Regions from separate parts of the Homo sapiens genome. Here region 2 is linked to region 1. A link is an interaction called in ENCODE POLR2A ChIA-PET data of the cell type or tissue named here. Cell type or tissue: MCF 10A. All regions are shown on one strand. Each heading gives the region's core, and the rest is flanking DNA. Links, peaks and the distances in the headings are about the cores only.

Evidence for each region. Peaks named below come from ENCODE experiments on the same cell type or tissue, not always from the same donor. Only the 100,000 strongest peaks of a DNase experiment are listed, where the experiment ranks them.
Region 2: POLR2A ChIA-PET joins it to region 1 with 5 read pairs; 7 of 35 experiments call an interaction of 5 or more read pairs at or near these places.

What each region holds. Positions count from the first base shown.
Region 1 is chr2:60,943,997-60,954,496 of GRCh38, forward strand. PUS10 (pseudouridine synthase 10) reads right to left here. Exons shown (of 18, transcript NM_144709.4): 13 at 10,086-10,162; 14 at 9,937-9,992; 15 at 9,001-9,118; 16 at 4,047-4,189; 17 at 1,013-1,112. Among named protein-coding and RNA genes, the nearest start is that of REL, 68 kb to the left of the region's middle. In MCF 10A, for the core only: no CTCF peak of the experiment used is centred there; a DNase peak (open chromatin) is centred at 5,085.
Region 2 is chr2:61,006,846-61,016,117 of GRCh38, forward strand. PUS10 (pseudouridine synthase 10) reads right to left here. Exons shown (of 18, transcript NM_144709.4): 2 at 4,920-5,060; 3 at 1,916-2,170. The coding sequence starts at 5,045. Among named protein-coding and RNA genes, the nearest start is that of PEX13, 6.2 kb to the right of the region's middle. RefSeq lists an enhancer at 5,586-5,755. In MCF 10A, for the core only: no CTCF peak of the experiment used is centred there; a DNase peak (open chromatin) is centred at 5,676.

The DNA of each region.
Region 1 (10,500 bases), core at 3,747-6,246:
CTCATGCCTGTGGTCCCAGCTACTCGGGAGACTGAGGCAGGGGATCGCTTGAGCCCGAGAGGTCAGGGTTGCAGTGACCCGTGATCGCACCACTGCACTCCAGCCTGGGTGACAGTGCAAGACCCTGTCTCAAAAAAAAAAAAAGATGATGAGTAGAGATTTTCTTTAACAGAAGGTTTTCTTCCTCCAAATGATAGTTTCACTGAAGAGGCTCCCTGCAACCTTGAGGGCACGATCACTGGCTGTACTGCAGGAGCTAATCTAATCCCAGAGCACTTGAGAGAATTGCTGGTAAGGAAGTAATACTCCAGTGATCATTTGATTACCATAGATGTTTTCACATTGGGCAACTATGCCCACTTCTTTCTATAACTTTGATATTATTCCCAAGTACAAATCCCCAAGTCCTAAGATTCTGGGGAGAGGAGCGGGGGAGGTACTCTATTCCTAGTCAGATTTTCATGAAGAAACACCACTCGTGACTCAACACCTATTGATACTCAAATGAAATATTTATGGAGACTTGCCCGACAGAACCATTCTTACAATTACTTTAGAATTTAACCTTGTTTCAATTCAGACTGTAAGAGCAGAGAACTTGGACCACATCACAGGGGTCCTTATAGAACTGCTTTTATGAAGAACCATTGGCTCACCTCACTTTCTACCCTTGTGAATCCATGTTTCTGAATATGCTGCTTTAAAGTCTTTATAAAACGCAACAGGTATGGAAATGACTATTTCCGTGCTTGGTTTAAGGGTTTAGATTTGATACTACATGTAAAGCACAGTTAATAAATTAGCTATATATTTTCAAGGAACATAAATGAGACCTCATATTAAAAAAAAAAATCCGAAGACAGTCCCTCCCTTCAATACAATGTTACTGTGAGATTTTCACCATTCTCAAATACCTATGGAGGTGGGTGATACTAAAATGGCTTAATGCCAAAGAGCATAACTTTGGTTGAATTCAATTTGCCAATGTGCATTCCACAACAAAATGGTTTACCTCAACATCCAGCTCCAGAATGTCTGCAGTCACATTCATCAGGGACCCAATGTTTGGCTTGGTTCTCCCGAAGTCTCCATGTACAAACTCTTTAATGTAGCTGGGGTTTGTTTAAGGAAAAAATGAAGACAGCATGCTGTACCAACTATTTGGTAAGATTTGACAGGCAAAAATAATAATAAGAGCAGAAATGTTACAAAAGAAAGGTTACTTCTGAGCTCTGACTTGTGTGTCTTAAAAAATAAGCTTTGGCAATGTGGTCCCTAGTAGCCTGGCAGCCAACATCAGAGCCTGGGAAATGTGTTTACATCAAACTTACCAAAAATCATTACTTTCTTTTTTCTTTATAGCTCATCTCCAAGTGCCAAGGTTTGGATGTGGATTTTAAAAATTAACCATAGCTCAATGCTTTTATTAAAAAACAACTTTGCCACAATTTCTATGTTATTATCTTGTTAGTCCCATTTTTTTAATAATGGCAACTGTCACCTGCCAGATGGTAGGTTTCCACAGAGCCACACAGAGAGTGATCTCAATGATGGCATTCCTTGTAACATGACCCAGAGGCAATAGGGTGGAAGGAATAATGAGACTATTAGTTTAGTCTTAATGATGGCTCTTCGGAAGGATTACCAAAGACCTACCGTCTAGTTTGCTAACATGGTTAGCAAAAGAACTAAGTTAATTCTCTCTCTCTTTCTTAAAGGGGCAACTTTGTATTTCTCTCAAAATTGTATTTCAAATTTTGAAATCAATAACTAATTCTAGAATTTGTTTTTAAGATTAACATTCCTTACATAGGACTGTACTGCAGCTTTGACAATATTTATCTAAAAGATTTGTTTTTGCCAGAATTTGGTAAAAATGCAGCATTATGTTTTGTTCTACAAACCAGCATTTAGTAGAAAATAATTAATGGAACTTGAATAGAGAAATAAATTTGTTTCCAGATGATGAAAAATCTATATTATAATATGCTGATATTATGTCCTCACTTTCTGAACGTTTTACTCACTCTACCTTTGCCAAATGTTTTGACTAAAGCATAAGACATATAATTATCTAGTAACTGTGTTTTTTGGTAAACTCACAACTACCCAACAATTATTATCCATTTTCTCTCATTTTCTTTAAAGAATCCCCTTCTGCGTAGCAATGATGAGGAGAGAAAACCAAATAGCCCCAGAATAACCAGTTAAAATGTCCAGAGAGGTTCTTATTCCTAACCAGAGGGACAAGGTTTAAGTCAAATGAGCTAGCTCAGTGCAGTGATCAATGTAAATATATAAGGTATATATAAAGTAAATTTAGTAAGTGAAAAATTAATATACTTCTGTGTATAACCATGTGGCATCTAAAGCTTTAACACATAGTCTTTCTTGGCTAATACCTTAAGTACATGTACATGGCTTGTCCTAAAAATGTTTTAATAGGATTGAAAAGACATCAAATTCTACAAAAGACATTTCTCCTTGGCCCACCAGAACTAAAGGCCAGGATTAGGTAAGAAGACTTTTAAAAATATATACATGATTTGAAATTCCATCCATGATAGGCAAATATGCTCCAAACAACAAAGATACAAAGATCTGTCCACTGGAGTCTAAATTGATCATCCTTTGATCCAAATTACAAAATTTAGAAGATTTTAAGAGTAGATAACCTATACTTGGCTTAGCTGAGTAAATCCAGGTCCTGGGGTGGGGCAGGGGAAGAAGTGAATGCAGGCTGGTGGGGAAGGACAGGCAGACTAGTTACAGCAATATAGTAAGAATGGTATTTGGTGATTAAAACTTGCTTTTTTCCCATATATATATATCTAGTGTGTGTGTGTAATATATATATATAGACACACACACACACACATACAATAGTACATTAGTTCTATACCAGTTAGAAGGTATTTTGTCACTTCATGCTATTGGATCACAGAATAATATAAAACCAAGAAACAAACAAAAACTAGGAAGACCTTCAAAAAGTAAACTAAAGCTAAGCCTATTGGAGCTCCCTGATATATTTTAATCAGCGACTCAGTTCTGATACAAAAATCATACAAGTCAGGTTAGATTACGAACAAATTATCAGCCTTGGACTATAGATATTTTAACTCTGAATCTCAACCTTTCTGTAACACAGTCAAAGCTCTTTGCAGTCTGAAAATGGTGCTAACTAACTAATGATATGTCATCTGAATCGTTTTGTTTTTGTTTTTTTTTCACAAGGCACGTAGACAAAGATATTCTCTGTTGTACTAGGCCAGTGGCCAAGTAAAGATCCTGATGTAAAGTAGTGCTATTCCCATCTACTACCTGTGTTTAATCATCTGAGGCAAATACTTGAAATGTTGAAAAGACCCAAATATGGTCATAAATACGTGACTTGCAAAAAATGTCAAGACAGCAAATGAATCCATCTTTCTGAGTACTATGTGCTCAGCATTGTGTAAGACACTACAATTATAGGAAACATAACTTTAAAGCTGACATTGAACTGACTGCTACCTCAGGGTTTAGAATCATTTTGAAAAACAAATTTAGGCCAGGCGCGGTGGCTCACGCCTGTAATCACAGCACTTCGGAAGGCCGAGGTGGGCGGATCACGAGGTCAGGAGATAGAGACCATCCTGGCTAACACGGTGAAACCCCGTCTTTACTAAAAATACAAAAAATTAGTCAGGCGTGGTGGCAGGCGCCTGTAGTCCCAGCTACTCGGGAGGCTGAGGCAGGAGAATGGCATGAACCCAGGAGGCGGAGCTTGCAGTAAGCCGAGATGGCGCCACCGCACTCCAGCCTGGGCGACAGAGCGAGACTCTGCCTCAAAAAAAAAAAAAAAAAAAAAAGAAAAGAAAAGAAAAAGAAAATTAAGTGGGAAAAAACCACATCCAACAAAGAAACAAACAAAAATATTCTTCTTCAGTATAATCCTTTCCCGAATCCCTCCCAGACCAAGCTGACCCTGTTTTCTAGGGGACCATGAACTTTTCCAATAGAGTTCTGGTTCGATGGCGGCAGTGCAGCAGGTGGAAGGATACGTGCCAGCCTGAGTTTTCAAGTGGAGGCGGAAGTGGTGCTCATCCACGTACTGTGTCTCCATGAAGTGAATGACGCGAGCTCGCACAGCCAGGGGCCTTCGGTGAAGGACGCGCAAAGGTGTTTTCTGGTCGATTTTTAAGTCCTAGGGGAGAATATGACACACAGTCCCAGAGTCAGAGCTTTGCCACCCAGTGAATCCTGTCTTAGCCCTTCCCTCACCATCCATAGCTCACCACAGATGCTTCCTTGAGAGAACTAAAATGAATTGTGTCCCCTTAGGTTCAAACTCTGTGGGACTTCTCATAACCCAGTCTATCATTACTCATTTCACACCGCCATGCCCGGCTGATTTTTGTATTTTTTTGATAGAGATGCGGTTTCACCATATCTGCCAGGCTAATCTCCAACTCCTGACCTCAGGTGATCTGCCCTCCTCAGCCTCCAAAGTGCTGGGATTACAGGTGTGCTCCACTGCGCCCCGTCGAGTTTGCGTGTTTTAGGGAGAACCACATACCTACTGTCAGGGGTGGGTTGTTTTGGTTTTTTTTTGGTGAAGGAAAAGGGTTATACAAAAGGATATGTCTGGAAAAGTTATGAATACATCTTGTTTAGGGTGACATTTCAATATAATAATTACAAATCGATGTGCATAATAAACCGGGACCTTTCAATGTTTGTTAGCCCAGCTTGCAACTAATAATACCGCATGTCTTTTTACATTTCAGATTTTTTAGGGACACAGGCTTGTTTTTCTCACAATTCGTTAGAGATTTTCTTTTATGTCACAAGATAAAAATTAAGAAATAGAGGTTAACGCTGTAAAAGGTCAACTAATTCCAAGTTTTAAAAATTGGGCGTAATCAGAAATTCAGATTCATAAGAACTGAATCCTCTTCATTTTCTTGTCGGAACAACTCTTCCTAATTTCCATGGTTCTTGAGTGCCGGAAGGCCTGCTAAGAAAGAAAGGTTTCTGTCTGGTCTCTCCTCTATCAAGTTCTCCACCAAGAAGAAAAGAGCAAGTTCTGACAAAGACCGCATTTGAAAGGGTGTGACTGCTTTTACCAAAGTGGTGAGTCAATGGCTCCTCCTAACTCTGTGGTTTTTATGATTCTTTGATTTTATTATAGAAACACTTTGTCCTGATGAGATAAGCTGTCTCCATAAGATCTGATTTTTCTCTGGTCAAAGAGACAAAAAAAAAATACATAAATAAAGGATAAGGCTGAACTGTGAAGAAATCTATAAAGACATGGCTTCCACTTTAGAGAAACAGCAGGCCTTTAAATTAACAACTATCTATGGAGTCCTCTCCCCTGCTTCCTTTACCTTTAGAGTTATTCCCAGTACTTTGACCATGAGACAGTTGGTCAATGGAAATACCACGAGCCACATGTCTTTTTTGGTTTGTTTGTTTTTAGTTGACAAAAGGAAACCACTTCATTTATTCTAACATTGCACTCCGCTGCTCCCATACTGCTGAGCTTTCAGAAGCACACAAACACACACATACGCTTGTTTTTGTTTTTTTTTTTAGAAATAAGATGCTCCTGAAGAGGGGATAAGTAGTAAATTTGAAATGACTTTTTCTCAGAATGGGGAATTTAGTCAGTTTTTATAATTTTTATGCCAACTGGAAAACTAAAAACATTATTTGAAATCAACTAGTTGCATCAGTCTACTTAGGCTATGGACCATTAAAAAAGACCCTTTCACCACTTAGTCTGTACCTATGAAAATCATCTTTCAGCCCAGGCTGGAGTGCAATGGCGCCATGATGGCTCACTGTGGCCTCGACCTCCTGGGCTCAAGCAATCCTCCTGCCTTGGCTTCCCAAAGTGTTGGGATTACAGACGTGAGCCACTGCCCCTGGCCTCAGCATTGTTTCTGAATTATCTCTATGGCTACCCTCAAACTATGAACCTATTTTTTTAATGAGTTTATTTTTCCCATGGCATTCTCAATGACTTGTACGACCCATGTGAAAGGCATAAAGAAATTTAAAAATTCATTTTGCAATCTTAAAGATATCTGTCTATATTATAACTACCATCCAAAGAACCTTACATAGTATGGCCAAAAGCCAAAGGGTCTTAGCTATAGAATCACAGATCTAAGAACTGGAGAGGCCATTGGAGATGATCTAGTCCATCTCCTCATTTTATAAATGACTTTCTTTAAGCAGGTGAATGATTTGTGTGTTTTTACCAAAATATTCACACTATAAACATTATTCTGCACTTTGCTTTTTTTCTCATGTCATAAGTGCTCCTATGAGTCATAGATATAGACATACGTCTATCTTTTTTCCCAGCATTTTTAGGCACATATGTACATACTAACATGTAAATTAAATAGGGTCATATGCTGGGTTTTGTTTTTGCTTTTGTTTTGAGACAGAGTCTCACTCTGTCCCCCAGGCTGGAGTGCTGTGGCGCGATCTCAGCTCACTGCAACCTCTGACCTCTGGGTTCAAGCTATTCTCATGCCTCATCTTCCCAAGTAGCTGGGACTACAGGCATGCGCCACCACACCTGGCTAATTTTTTGTATTTTCAGTAGATACGGGGTTTCACCATGTAGGCCAGGCTGGTCTCAAACTCCTGGCCTCAAGTGATCCAACCACCTCAGCCTCCTGAAGTGCTGGGATTACAGGTGTAAGCCACCATGCCCGGCCTGATTTTGTTTTTTTTAATAGCTGTATAATATCCCAGTTTACTCTACCATTTCCTTATTGAGGGACGCTGATTTTGTTCCCAGTCTTTTTGTTGTTGATTTTGCCACTTAAAGCCCTTAAACACCATGTACATATTCTTATGCACTGGAGTTTTATTTCTACAGGACAGTTCAGTATATTTTAAATTTTTGCAGTCATTACCATGTTGTTTTTGAAAAAGGCTGAAATACTACATTTCTACTGAGAACTCTCCTCCACTCCAACCCACTGATAGGTATTATTAGTCTAAGGGGAATAAAGTGATGTCTTAGTGTTACGTCAACCTTTTCAAATGATTCTTGGCCACTGTTCTTTTTGCAGCTAACTGGTTCATATCCTTTGTCTATTTTTATTTGTTCTGTGTTCATATTTTTCATGATAAGTATAAATCCTATTTATCGTATCTTTTGCCATACAATTTGTTTTCTACACAATCCTCTATATGTGTATACATATACATATATATGCGTTTGTGTGTGCTTAAATCAGCAGTCCCCAACCTTTTTGGCACCAGGGACCAGTTTCTGGGAAGACAATTTTTCCATGAACTGAGGAAGGAGGGGATGGTTTTGGGATGATTCAAGCTCATTACATTTATTGTGCACTTTATTTCTATCATTATTACACTGTAATATATAATGAAATAATTTTACAGCTCACCATAATGTAGATTCAGTGGGAGCCCTGAGCTTGTTTTCCTGCAACTAGAGGGTCCAATCTGGGGATGATGAGGGACCCAGTGACGGATCATCAGGCATTAGATTTTCATAAGGAGCATGCAACCTAGATCCCTCGCACGTGTCATTTCCACGAGGGTTCGTGCTTTTATAAGAATCTAATGCCACCACTGAGGGAACAGAAGACAGAGCTCAGGTGGTAATGTGAGTGATAGGGAGCAGCTGTAAATATAGATGAAGCTTTGCTGTCTCATCTGCTGCTCATTTTCTGCTATGTGGCTAGATTCCTAACAGGTCACCAGCTGGTACCACCAGGGGGTTGGGAACCACTGGCTTAAATTAAAACATATCATCCTCTATAGAGTCTATACTTTTATTTTTTTCCTTAGCACTTACCAGAAACCTTTTCCTGTGTCAATAAATATTTATCTACCACATAATTTTCAATGGCTGAATAGTAGTGGTCCATTATACAGATAAGCCATTAATATTAAACCAGTTCCTTCTAGTAGGTCATCTAGGTTGTTGCAAAATATTGCCTATTTAAACAATGTGGTAACTATATGCATCTCTGTGCCCATGTATGCTCATTCCTTGCATTTGAAAGTAAACTATTTTTGGCCGGGCACGGTGCCTCATGCCTGTAGTCCCAGCACTTTGGGAGGCTGGGGCAGGCGGATGACAAGGTCAGGAGTTTGAGACCAGCCAGGCCAACATGGCAAAACCCCATCTCTACTAAAAATACAAAAATTAACCAGGTGTGGTGGTGGGCGCCTATAATCTCCGCTACCCAGGAGGCTGAGGCAGGAGAATCGCTTGAACCCAGGAGGCGGAGGTTGCAGTGAGCTGAGATTGTGCCATTGCACTCCAGCCTGGGCGACAAGAGCAAGACTCTGTCTCAAAAAAAAAAAAAAAAAAGAAAAAAAGAAAGTAAACTATTTTTATAAGAAGAGGTGGGGGCAGATGGCAAGAAGTATGCACATGAACAGGCACTCTACCATGACATGCTCAGGTATAGGAAAATGTCACATGTGGCAAAATGCATGTGCTTTACATATATTGTCATGTGTTTTATTCATGTATTTAATCTCAGCATCAGTTCTATTAGATAAGTGCTATTTTATATTTATTTTTGACAAATGACCAAAGATAATAATAGCATTGCCAAGTGTTTCCTATGTGCCAGGTACTGTTCTAAGTGCTTTATCTAATTAAACTCATTTAATTATTTTAACTAATTTTATAGATGAAGAAATTGAAGCAGAAAGAGGTTAAGTAACTTGTCCAAAGTCACACAGCTCAGAAATGCAGATCCAGCATTTGCACCCAGGCAAACTGTCTTCAGAGTGGGGGTCTTCCCCACTGGCCACGCTGCCGCTCCAGGGGGTTAGATGAACTGCCCAGTCCTTCAGCTAGTCAGTGGCAGAACCAGGCTTGGAACCCAGGTCTTGCTGACCCCAAAGCCCATGCCCTGTGACTTGCTAGTAATAAATTAGAAGACAATGGGATCTTTGATAGGCAACAGAAAAATGAAATAAAAAGAATAAGCACACTTAAACTACCTTTATGTCATTTAGGAATTCAATGTCTTTCTTCTGTATCGCTTTATTTGTCCAAATTAAGGCACTGTAGGTCTTTGTCTTTTCTTCTTCACCTTCTTTCATATGTCCTATTGCCTCTCTAAACAAAAACAATTTTTAGAAGTTTGTCCAAATAAACAAAATACAAAAAAACCTTGCCCTGAATTAGCCTTTCTTTAAAAACAGTTTACATATAATTTCCCAGTTTTAACTGTACAATTCAATGATTTTTAGTATGTTTTCAGAGTTGTGCAGCTATTACCACAATCTAGTTTTAGAATACTTTCATCACCCTGAAAAAGAAACTTTGTACCCATTAGTGTCACTTCTCATTATTATTCTCCCCCAGCCCTAGACAACCATTAACTGACTTTGTATCTCTATAGATTTACCTATTCTGAACATTTCACATAATGAAATCATACAGTACGTGGTGCTTGGTGACTGGCTCCTTTCATTTCATAATGTTTTCAAGGCTCACCCAGCTTGCAGCATGTGTCAGGACTTCATTCCTTTTCATTACCAAATAATATTCCATTGTATGGATATATCACATTTTGTTTATTCATAGACACTTGGGTAGTTTTCCACTTCTTTGCTATTGTGAATAATGCTATTATAAATATTCATGTACAAGTCTTTGTGTGGATGTTTGTTTTCATTTCTCTTGTATATATAATATCTAGAAGTGGTTAAGATTTGCATTTCCCCAATGACTAATTATGTTGAGCATTTTTTCATATGTTAATTGGCTATTCCTATATCCTCCTTGGAGAAATGTCTACTTAATCATTTCCCCATTTGTAGTTGTGTTGTTAAGAGTTCTTTATATATTCTGGATGCAATTCCCTTATCAAGATATGTGACCTGCAACTAAAACGTCCCTTTTGAAATCATCTCCAATGAGCCTACTCTTACCTTGTGACAAGCTGCAAGTCACGTACTTGGATTTTGTTAGATGAGTTATTAATTTTCTGTAGTAGCAGAAAAAGAAAAACAATTAGCAAGTCTAGCTCAGTTACAGAATTGCAGAAACATGACGATTTCCATGGCATGAAGTGGTTTACCTGCTGAAGTTCCTTAATTTCTTGTGAAGTGAAATGTACTCTATGAGGATTCACCAGCTCAATTGCAAAGGGCCTTCCTGGCAGCACACACCCCGTCATGAAACAGAAACGTGTTGATGGAGTTAACATTTGGGCTAATGCAAGAGGGTTAGGAGGTGTGAAAAGTGGGTTGAGCTCTAGAGGACTGAAAGTTTAGTGACATGACTACATCTGAGGGAGGGAAGAATGTGTGAGAAGAATCAAGGGGCTTTTTGCAGGGCTGCTAAACCCCAGCACAGGCAATATGTGAAAATGACTGCTTCCCCAAAGGCCCATGAACAAGCCTGTGTTAATTACAAAACACAGTTTAAATAACCACTAATTAACTTAGTTACACTAATGTAAAGTTGTCACATGCAGCAATGCCCTGTTGAAA
Region 2 (9,272 bases), core at 4,184-6,683, 63 kb after region 1:
AAAACAGCCAGGAGTAACAGCTTCAGAATAAACTGTTAAGTGTCAAAATAGCTTTCTATTAGGTCACCCCTAACTTTCAAACAAAATAAACCCAAATATAGCACTCTTGACAGAAAAAACAAACAAAAGGCAATCCCACATTCAATCATTTACCTTCTACAAGGCTGTACCACTAGTCTTTTCAGGACAATAATAAGGACAACTAGAAATGAACTTTTCTGTAACTTAGCTATGTTAAACAGCAAAATGAAAACAAACTGCTATATTTTTCTTCAATTAAATAGCACTTATGACTGAAATACATGAATACACATTTTATTAATTTTCAGATATGTCAATTAAAAAGTAATTTGAGAAGAGTAGGCTTTTGTTTTTTTTTTTTTAAAAAAAAGAAAATATTTTAATGATCCAATTGTGTGAAACAAGTTGAAATGAACGGCAGTGTTCCTTTCAATATAAAAATTCTTGGACCTGGGCATGGTGGCGTGCACCTGTAGTCCCAGCTACTTGGGAGGCTAAGGCGTGAGGATCACTTGAGCCCAGAGGTGGAGGTTGCAATGAGCCAATATCATGCCACTGCACTCCAGCCTGGGTGACAGAGTGGGACCCTGTCTCAAAAAAGACAAAAACAGAAACCAGAAGGTCGGGCGTGGTGGCTCACGCCTATAATCCCAACACTTTGGGAGGCCAAGTCAGGCGGATCACCTGAGGTCAGGAGTTCGAGACCAGACTGGCCAACATGGTGAAACCCCGTCTCTACTAAAAATACAAAAATCAGCTGGGCGTGGTGGCACGTGCCTGTAATCCCAGCTATTCAGGAGGCTGAGGCAAGAGAATCATTTGAACCTGGGAGGCGGAGGTTGTAGTGAGCTGAGATCTCACCACTGCACTCCAGCCTGGGTGACAAGAGCCAAACTCTGTCTCAAAAAAAAAAAAAAACAGAAAAAAAAAAGAATTTGGCCGGGCACGGTGGCTCACGCCTGTAATCCCAGCACTTTGGGCCAAGGCGGGCGGATCACGAGGTCAAGAGATTAAGACCATCCTGGCTAACACGGTGAAACCCCGTCTCTACTGAAAATACAGAAAATTAGCTGGGTGGCGGGTGCCTGTAGTCCCAGCTACTCGGGAGGCTGAGGTAGGAGAATGGCATGAACCTGGGAGGCGGAGCTTACAGTGAGCAGAGATTGCGCCACTGTGCTCCGGCCTGGGCAACAGAGCGAGACTCTGTCTCCAAAAAAAAAAAAAAGAATTCTTGGCCTTGGCCGGGTACAGTGACTCACACCTCTAATCCCAGTACTTTGGAGGCCAAGGCAGGAGGATGACTTGAGGCCAGGAGTTCAAGACCAGCACAGTAACATAGGGAGATCCTGCCTCTACAAAAAGATTAAAAAATTAGGGCTGGGCACAGTGGCTCATGTCTGTAATCCCAGCACTTTGGGAGGCCAAGGCAGGCGAATCATCTGAGATCGGGAGTTCGAGACCAACCTGACCAACATGGAGAAACCCTGTCTCTACTAAAAATACAAAATTAGCCAGGCATGAGGCTGAGGCAGGACAATTGCTTGAACCTGGGAGGCGGAGGCTGCGATGAGCCAAGATCACACCATTGCACTACAGCCTGGACAACAAGAGCAAAACTCCATCTCAAAAAAAAAGAAAAAAAATTAGGTGGGCATGGTGGTGCATGCCTGTAGTCCTAGCTACTCAGAAGGCTGATGTAGGAGGATTGCTTGAGCCCCAGGAGTTGGAGGCTGCAGTCAGCTGTGATTGTACCACTGCACTTCAGCCTAGGCAACAGAATGAGACCCAAAAAAGAATTGTCTTGTCTTGAAAAAAGGAAAGAAAAAAGAATTCTTGGTTTTAAGACTGAAAATCTCTACATAATTGCACCTATAATGAAAAACAGGTTATTTACCTTTTTAATGAAATCTTTCTCACAGAATTCTTGAAGAATTCCTAGGCATACATTACATACATTTAAATTTGAGTTCTTGGAAGCAGTGCTTCCAACATGACTAACAGAGATCCTTCCCTCTCCATTTTGACTTAGATTATCAATACTATCTTCCAGTTCTTGCAGTCGAATTTTCTTGGGAGGTGGGTTCATAACTTCCAAAATTAATTCATCTTTTTCAGTTTCCAGAAATTTCTGTAGTTCATTGAGCAACTCCTGGAAAGTTAATGAAAGAAAAAGTAATGACCCACTGACAATGTCCTTAAGGCTTTCTAGGTAAGATGAAACAAGAAAACATGAGTGAAAATTAGGACATATCACAAATTTTACAATGTTGACATATCAATTCTGAAGCAATCCAGTTATTAGCCAGCATTGGCTTTTATGGAATTTAAAAGAGAATTACCTATCTCTATTATATATGTGAATACTTTTTCAAAAGAGTTCCATATATCAGTGAAGCAAAAGTCATAAATCTGAGGAGAAAGGCTCCAATACAAATTTATTAATTTGTAGTTCTGTTGTGAGAGTCATTCATTGCTAATTTCAGTAAAAACAAACTTTAGTTCTAATGATTAACATATAAAAAGTACAAACTGAATTTCCATCCTTGCTAGGTTATTTAATAACCTCACAATCACTGAAAGCTCACAAGTACAATATTTATTTAATATGAAATCTGATCATTAGGGTAGTCTAATAAGTAAAAATAATTTGGAGAAAATTTACTAAGAAAGGTACACAAATGCTGACAATGCTGAAAGTTAGCATATGATTACAAACCATTTCCATATATTAATTGAAAGCCATGCTCTACTATATTCCAGTTTGCCTAATTTGTCTTGTATTAGAATTTAAAAACCTGCATTTCTTTGAAACCATTCTCATATTTCTCTCATTCAGATATTCCTCTCATCAAAATACTCAGAGGATTTTCCTCTGTTTTGTTTAGACATGTTTTATTATGCCATTGTTGAAAAAGTATATTTTTCAAATTCATTCAGATGACAATTTACTGACTGTAAAGGGAAAAAATCTTTCACTCAAACAAATTTAAATCCATTTTATTGAGAAATTAGCTCTCCTGCTTTAACAGAGAAATATACATACATACATACATATACAGGTACATTTTGACTCACACAAATATGTTTGTTGTTACCTAAGATCTATAATATAGATATAACATAGTGCATATACAGATGTGCATGTACATACATAGTTACATGAATAGAACAGATCAAAATTTATGAACATTTCCAAAAAGCTGTCCAAATATTCTTGTATATTGCCTTACATAAAATGAAACAAACGAAAGTTGATAACACTCAGTCTCTTAATATAATATAAATTTAAAACCTAATAACATATAATAGATAATAGGTTACAGTGTGTCTGAAAAAAATGTGTAAGCAGGGTTACACAAAACCAGTCTTATTACTTTACAGTCATATTGTGTATAAATGAATATACACATATTTAAATCATCATAGCACAAGTACCATTTCTGGTTTTTTGTTTTTGTTTTTTTAATTTTCAGACGGAGTCTCACACTGTTGCCCAGGCTAGAGTGCAGTGGCATGATCTCGGCTCACTGCAACCTCCGCACCCCCCACCCCTGGGTTCAAGCAATTCTCCTGCCTCAGCCTCCCAAGTAGCTGGGATCACAGGCACCTGCCATGGCGCCCAGCTAATATTTGTATTTTTAGTAGAGACAGGGTTTCATCATCTTGGCCAGGCTGGTCTTGAACCCCTGACCTCGTGATCCACCCGCCTCGGCCTCCCAAAGTGCTAGGATTACAGGCGTGAGCCACCGCACCCAGCCAATTTCTGGTTTTCAAAGTGTTTCCACGTACTTTATTAGGTATTGTCCCTTAAAGTCCTGTGAGGTGGGTATTATCATCATTCCCATTTACAGAGGAGTAAACTGAAGCTGGAAAGTGGTGGAACTGGGATTCAAATCCATGTCTTCTAGTTCCAAATCCTAGGTTTTGAATTCAGTCAGACTGTTCAAATCCTAGCTTGCTCACTTAATAGCTGTGTAACTTTGGGCAGGTTGCTTAACCTCTCTGTATCTCAGTTTCTTCATCTGAAAATAGAGACAATCATAGTATGTACTTACCTAATCAGTTATTATGAGAATTATATAAGACCTTGACATATAGTAATGATAATTGAATATTGTGTATTATTATTGCCAAAATAATAGAAACAACTAATAACATTTTAAAAATAACTGATACTACTAACTCCTGGACAATTTTTTAAATTATAAGAAACTGTGTGTGTATATGTTGTATACATACTGTTTATAATGTATATATTTACATATGTATTACTATCTGCTTCTAAAAAGAATATCACTTTTAGAATCAAACATTTCATAAAGATGTTACATATCTTATGCAAAAAAGTGTTATATTAAACCTCAAAGCTCTCTGTATATTACCATAAATGTCAAAGATCTCTGTATATTACTTTTGTCATTAATAACAGTAATAATGATGATAAGCATTTATTTCTAGAGGATTCCAAATACCTATTTATAAACACAACTGGTAATACAGAAAATGGGAAAAACAGAAAAAGGCAACCATACCCACAATGCTTCCACATAGTAGGACATGTAAGGAATATTAGCCCCTCCTGGGAGGAAGCAATATTTTGTGATATTCTGTTTAGATATCCTTTAGGAAACATCTATACAAGTGTTCAAATGCACCAGGGAGTTCCTCCACAAAGATCCCATTACACTAAATGTTAGAAAGCTAGATATAATCACTTAAGAAGGAACTTACATTTCTGAGACTATTCCAAAATTATGAATATCACTCATTTTATTATAGTTTTTTAATTTAAAAAAGAGTTATGAATAGATACCTGCCCTCAAAAGTACAAGCATTCATTGTAAAATACAGAGAACCTTCTCTTAATTTGAAAAAAAAAAAAAAAGAAAAGAAAATACCTTGTATGGAAGTTTGTAAGGTGCATGAAAATCCACACCACAGAATCTGAAGATACATCTTGGACAAGTACCAGTATTGAGCAACAACTGGGCCACATGCTTGTTTTCCTCAGTCAGTGGGAACATATTGAATAATTATAACTAGAAAGAAAAGAAGTAAAACTAATGAGCAGCTTCTGCGTTTTACTGTCACAGACAAGTCATCATGTTTAGGGATAAAAACTAGCTTTCATTTGAAAAACACTATTGTGTACTCTCTAACCAAGCCCCTTTCATTACACACATATTATAAAATACAAATTTTAAGGAAGTTCATAAGATGGATCCGGTAAAGGTTTCTAATTGCTAAGGAATTTAGTGTAGCATTTTGGATTATGATAAAATACATCAATATAACTAAGTTGATCAAAAGAAATAAAAATAATCAAGAATGGTTGCTTCTGAGGAGGGTAATGAAAACAGAGGTACAGGGTGAAATTTTGCTTTTTGTTTTGTACCATTCAGTATTGTACAAAGTTAATTCATTAAACTTTTCCTGTAAGAAATTAAAAATGAGTTTGCTGGTAGTGGGGCTCAGAAAGCCATACCCCAAAATGAAGGCCTCAGCAGCAGCCTCAGAAGCAAAAGTTTTTCTCTGACCTTCTGCCCTCCTGTCTGTCTCATTCTTCCCCAGACTAGCCATAGAAAAACTACAGTCTCTCTTCCTCAAAGTGAGTCATAGAAACCAGAACCCCCTTTCCCCAAAGCCAGCCATAAAATCTAAAAATATTACTCAAATTTGGTCAGGCACAGTGACTCATGCCTGTAATCCCAGCATTTTGGGAGGCCGAGGGTGGATCACCTGGGGTCAGGAGTTTGAGACCAGCCTAGCTAACATGGTGAAACCTTGTCTCTACTAAAAATACAAAAAAAAAAAAAAATTTGCCGGGCATGGTGGCAAGCAACTGTAATCCCGGCTACTTGGGAGGCTGAGGCAGGAGAATCACTTGAACCTGGGAGGTGGAGGTTGCAGTGAGCCGAGATTGCGCCATTGCACTCCAGCCTGGGCAACAAGGGAGAAACTCCGTCTCAAAAAAAAAAAAAAAAAAAAAAAAAAAAAAAAAATATATATATATATATATATACACACACACACATATGCCTATTACTCAAATTTTCCCTCCACCTTTCTGAGTAAAAACTGACCATGAAAAACTAGGCAAGGTGCAGTGGCTCACATCTATAGTCTCACCACTTTGTGGTTGTGGGGCCGAAGTAGGAGGTTCACTTGAGGCCAGGAGTTTGAGATCAGCCTGGGCAACAACCCACAAGACCCTGTCTCTACAAAAAAATTGAAAAATTAGCTGGGCATGGTGGTACACACCTGTATTCCCAGCTACTCAGAAGACCGAGGTGGGAGGATCGCTTGAACCCAAGAGGTAGAGGTTGTAGTGAATCAAGATCATGCCACTGTACTCCAACCTGGGTGACAGAGCAAGACCTTGTCTCTAAAAAGAAACAGAAAAAAAAAAAAAAAAGATGAAGAAATGATCTAACCTCTCTTGTCTGACTGTAGGTCATAAGACTCCCCATTCCATGGCAGGTCCTGCCCCACACCCAGAAGGAAGGAATGCATGCTCTGAGAGGCCAAGAACCTAGACAGGCTTGCTGGGTTTCCCCACTGAGTTGATTACCTTTTTGTTCAATCATATTTCTATGTGCCATCCATACTTTGATGAACCTAAGCATAAAAATGGACAATTTCCCCTGTTATCATTATGTCTTCATTCTGAAGGCTCCTGTGTATACACATTACATAAACGTGTATGCCTTTTCTCCCATTAATCAATTTGCCTCATGTCAGTGATTTTCAGAGAACCTCTAGGTGGCTAAGGGCCTTGGCATTCAGACTAGACAAAAAAATCTGATCAGTCTACCTTATATAATACTGGACTACCCTTAATGATAGCTTAGCGGCCAACTATTTAAAACAAATTGAGGCCGGGTGCAGTGGCTCACATCTGTAATCCCAGCACTTTGGGAGGCTGAGGTGGGCAGATCACTTGAGGTCAGGAGTTCAAGACCAGCCTGACCAACATGGTGAAACCTTGTCTCTACTAAAAATACAAAAATTAGTTGGGTGTGGTGGCTGGCGCCTGCACTCCAGCCTGGGCAACAGAGTGAGATGCTGTCTCAAAAATACAAACAAACAACAACAACAACAACAACAACAAAGTTGATCAGCAGGTCTAAAGACATCAACTTTACTTTGATTATATGACTAAATGGCAACCACCTGTTAACAAAATAAAAATCTGCCCCTTTCATGAGTAAAACCTCCAACAAAAGGTCAGGCGCAGTGGCTCACACCTGTAATCCCAGCACTTTGGGAAGCCGAGGCGGGCGGATCACCTGACAACAGGAGTTTGAGACCAGCCTGGCCAACACGGTAAAACCCTATCTCTACTAAAAATACAAAAAACTATTAGCCAGGTGTGTTGGCGTGTGCCTATAATCCCAGCCACTCAGGAGGCTGAGACAAGAGAATCACTTGAACCCCAGGAGGCGGAGGGTGCAGTGAGCCGAGATCATGCCACTTCACTCCAGCCTGGGCAATAAGAGCGAAATTCCATCTCAAACAAACAAGCAAACAAACAAACAAAAAAACCTTCAACAAAAACAAATTAAGTACAAAATATTTGAGAGCAACTGTTTGCTTAAATTGCCAATTTTTGCAATTTAAATAAACTCACAAAAAAATACTATATAGAGAATGAAGGCAAATCTGTCTCCTGTTACCGGGAAGGAGGGGGTACTAAAAATTCAAACAACCTAATTTGTTCAGCAAAACAAGATCTTCTAATTAGTGAAACAGTTCATATTACCTTAAAATGATCAACTGCCCATATTTTAGAAAATAATCATTGCATGGCAATCTTATGGCATGCTGTAACTGTGGTCATAAAGATGAACGACAGTGGCATCTTTTAATTTGTGCAGTTTCATAATTCAAATGAACTTGCTTAAAATTTGTGGAAGGGTGAAGCTCCTCCCAACAGCTTAGTATAAAGACGTGATTCTTCTAGTCTGCGTTTTCCAAACCTCTAAAACTTCCTACTTACTTGCAAGTTGCTAAATGTTTGGGGCCACTTACCAAGATTCTTGCACAAAATAATGAGGAAGACAGGCATATAGTTACATAGAACTCTTCACCATAAAAATCAGTTCAGCAGCCAGGACTACTAAAAACAGATTGCCTCTGGCTGAATTCTAATTCAGGGGAATATGTGAGTCAGCAGAGGGAAGAAAATCAGGCTTGTATGGACACACCATACAAGCTGACAAGGTGACAACTTTGAAACACCAGAATTGAGAAACGCATAGTTAGGGTTGCCTAAGTAAATTTGGGCTCCAGGGTATTTTCAAGAAAGAAAACAGAATATGTGGAAAACAGCCTCTAAATAATGAAGATCTGGCCAGGCCCAGTGGCTCACGCCTGTAATCCCAGCACTTTGGGAGGCCGAGGCAGGCATTATCACTTGAGGTCTGGAGTTCAAGACCAGCCTGGCCAACATGGTAAAACTCCATCTCTACTAAAATACAAAAATTAGCCACGTGTGGAGGTGTGCACCTGTAATCCCTGCTACTCGGGAGGTTGAGGCAGGAGAATCACTTGAACCCAGTAGGTGGAGGTTGCAGTAAGCCCAGGACTTTGGGAGGCTGAGGCAGGAGGATCATGAGGTCAGGAGATCGAGACCATCCTGGCTAACACGATGAAATCCCATCTCTACTAAAAATACAAAAAATTAGCCATGCGTGGTGGCACGCACCTGTAGTCCCAGCTACTCAGGAGGCTGAGGCAGGAGAATCGCCCGAACCCAGGAGGCAGAGGTTGCAGAGAGCCAAAATCGTGCCACTGTACTCCAGTCTGGGCAACAGAGCGAGACTCCATCTCAATAAATAAATAAATAAGATCTGTGTGGTCAAGGTCAAGTCATTACTATTTACTAGTGATCTGGATCCCTTTTCCCAGCCCATTTAATCTACTTTGATGCAGAGAAGAGATCGGATGCTGTGAGGGGCGAATATAAGCATTTACAGTGCATCTCTGACTACATACACAGAGAAACTGTTTCTGTTTCACCTGTTACTCTAAGTTATTTTTTCTCCATTAGTTAAGGTCAAGAATTTTACTTAATTCAGAAGTAACATTTAACTCAAAAAGAGACAGAAGAAATACACCCTCTTCCAATAAATCAATAAGCACTTTAAAAGGACACTTAATGAAGATTTCCCTCGATACTTAAATAGCTATATTAAAATTTATTTTATTTTCCATGGCTAGAAGACAATGTTTATTTTTCCAGTAAGTTC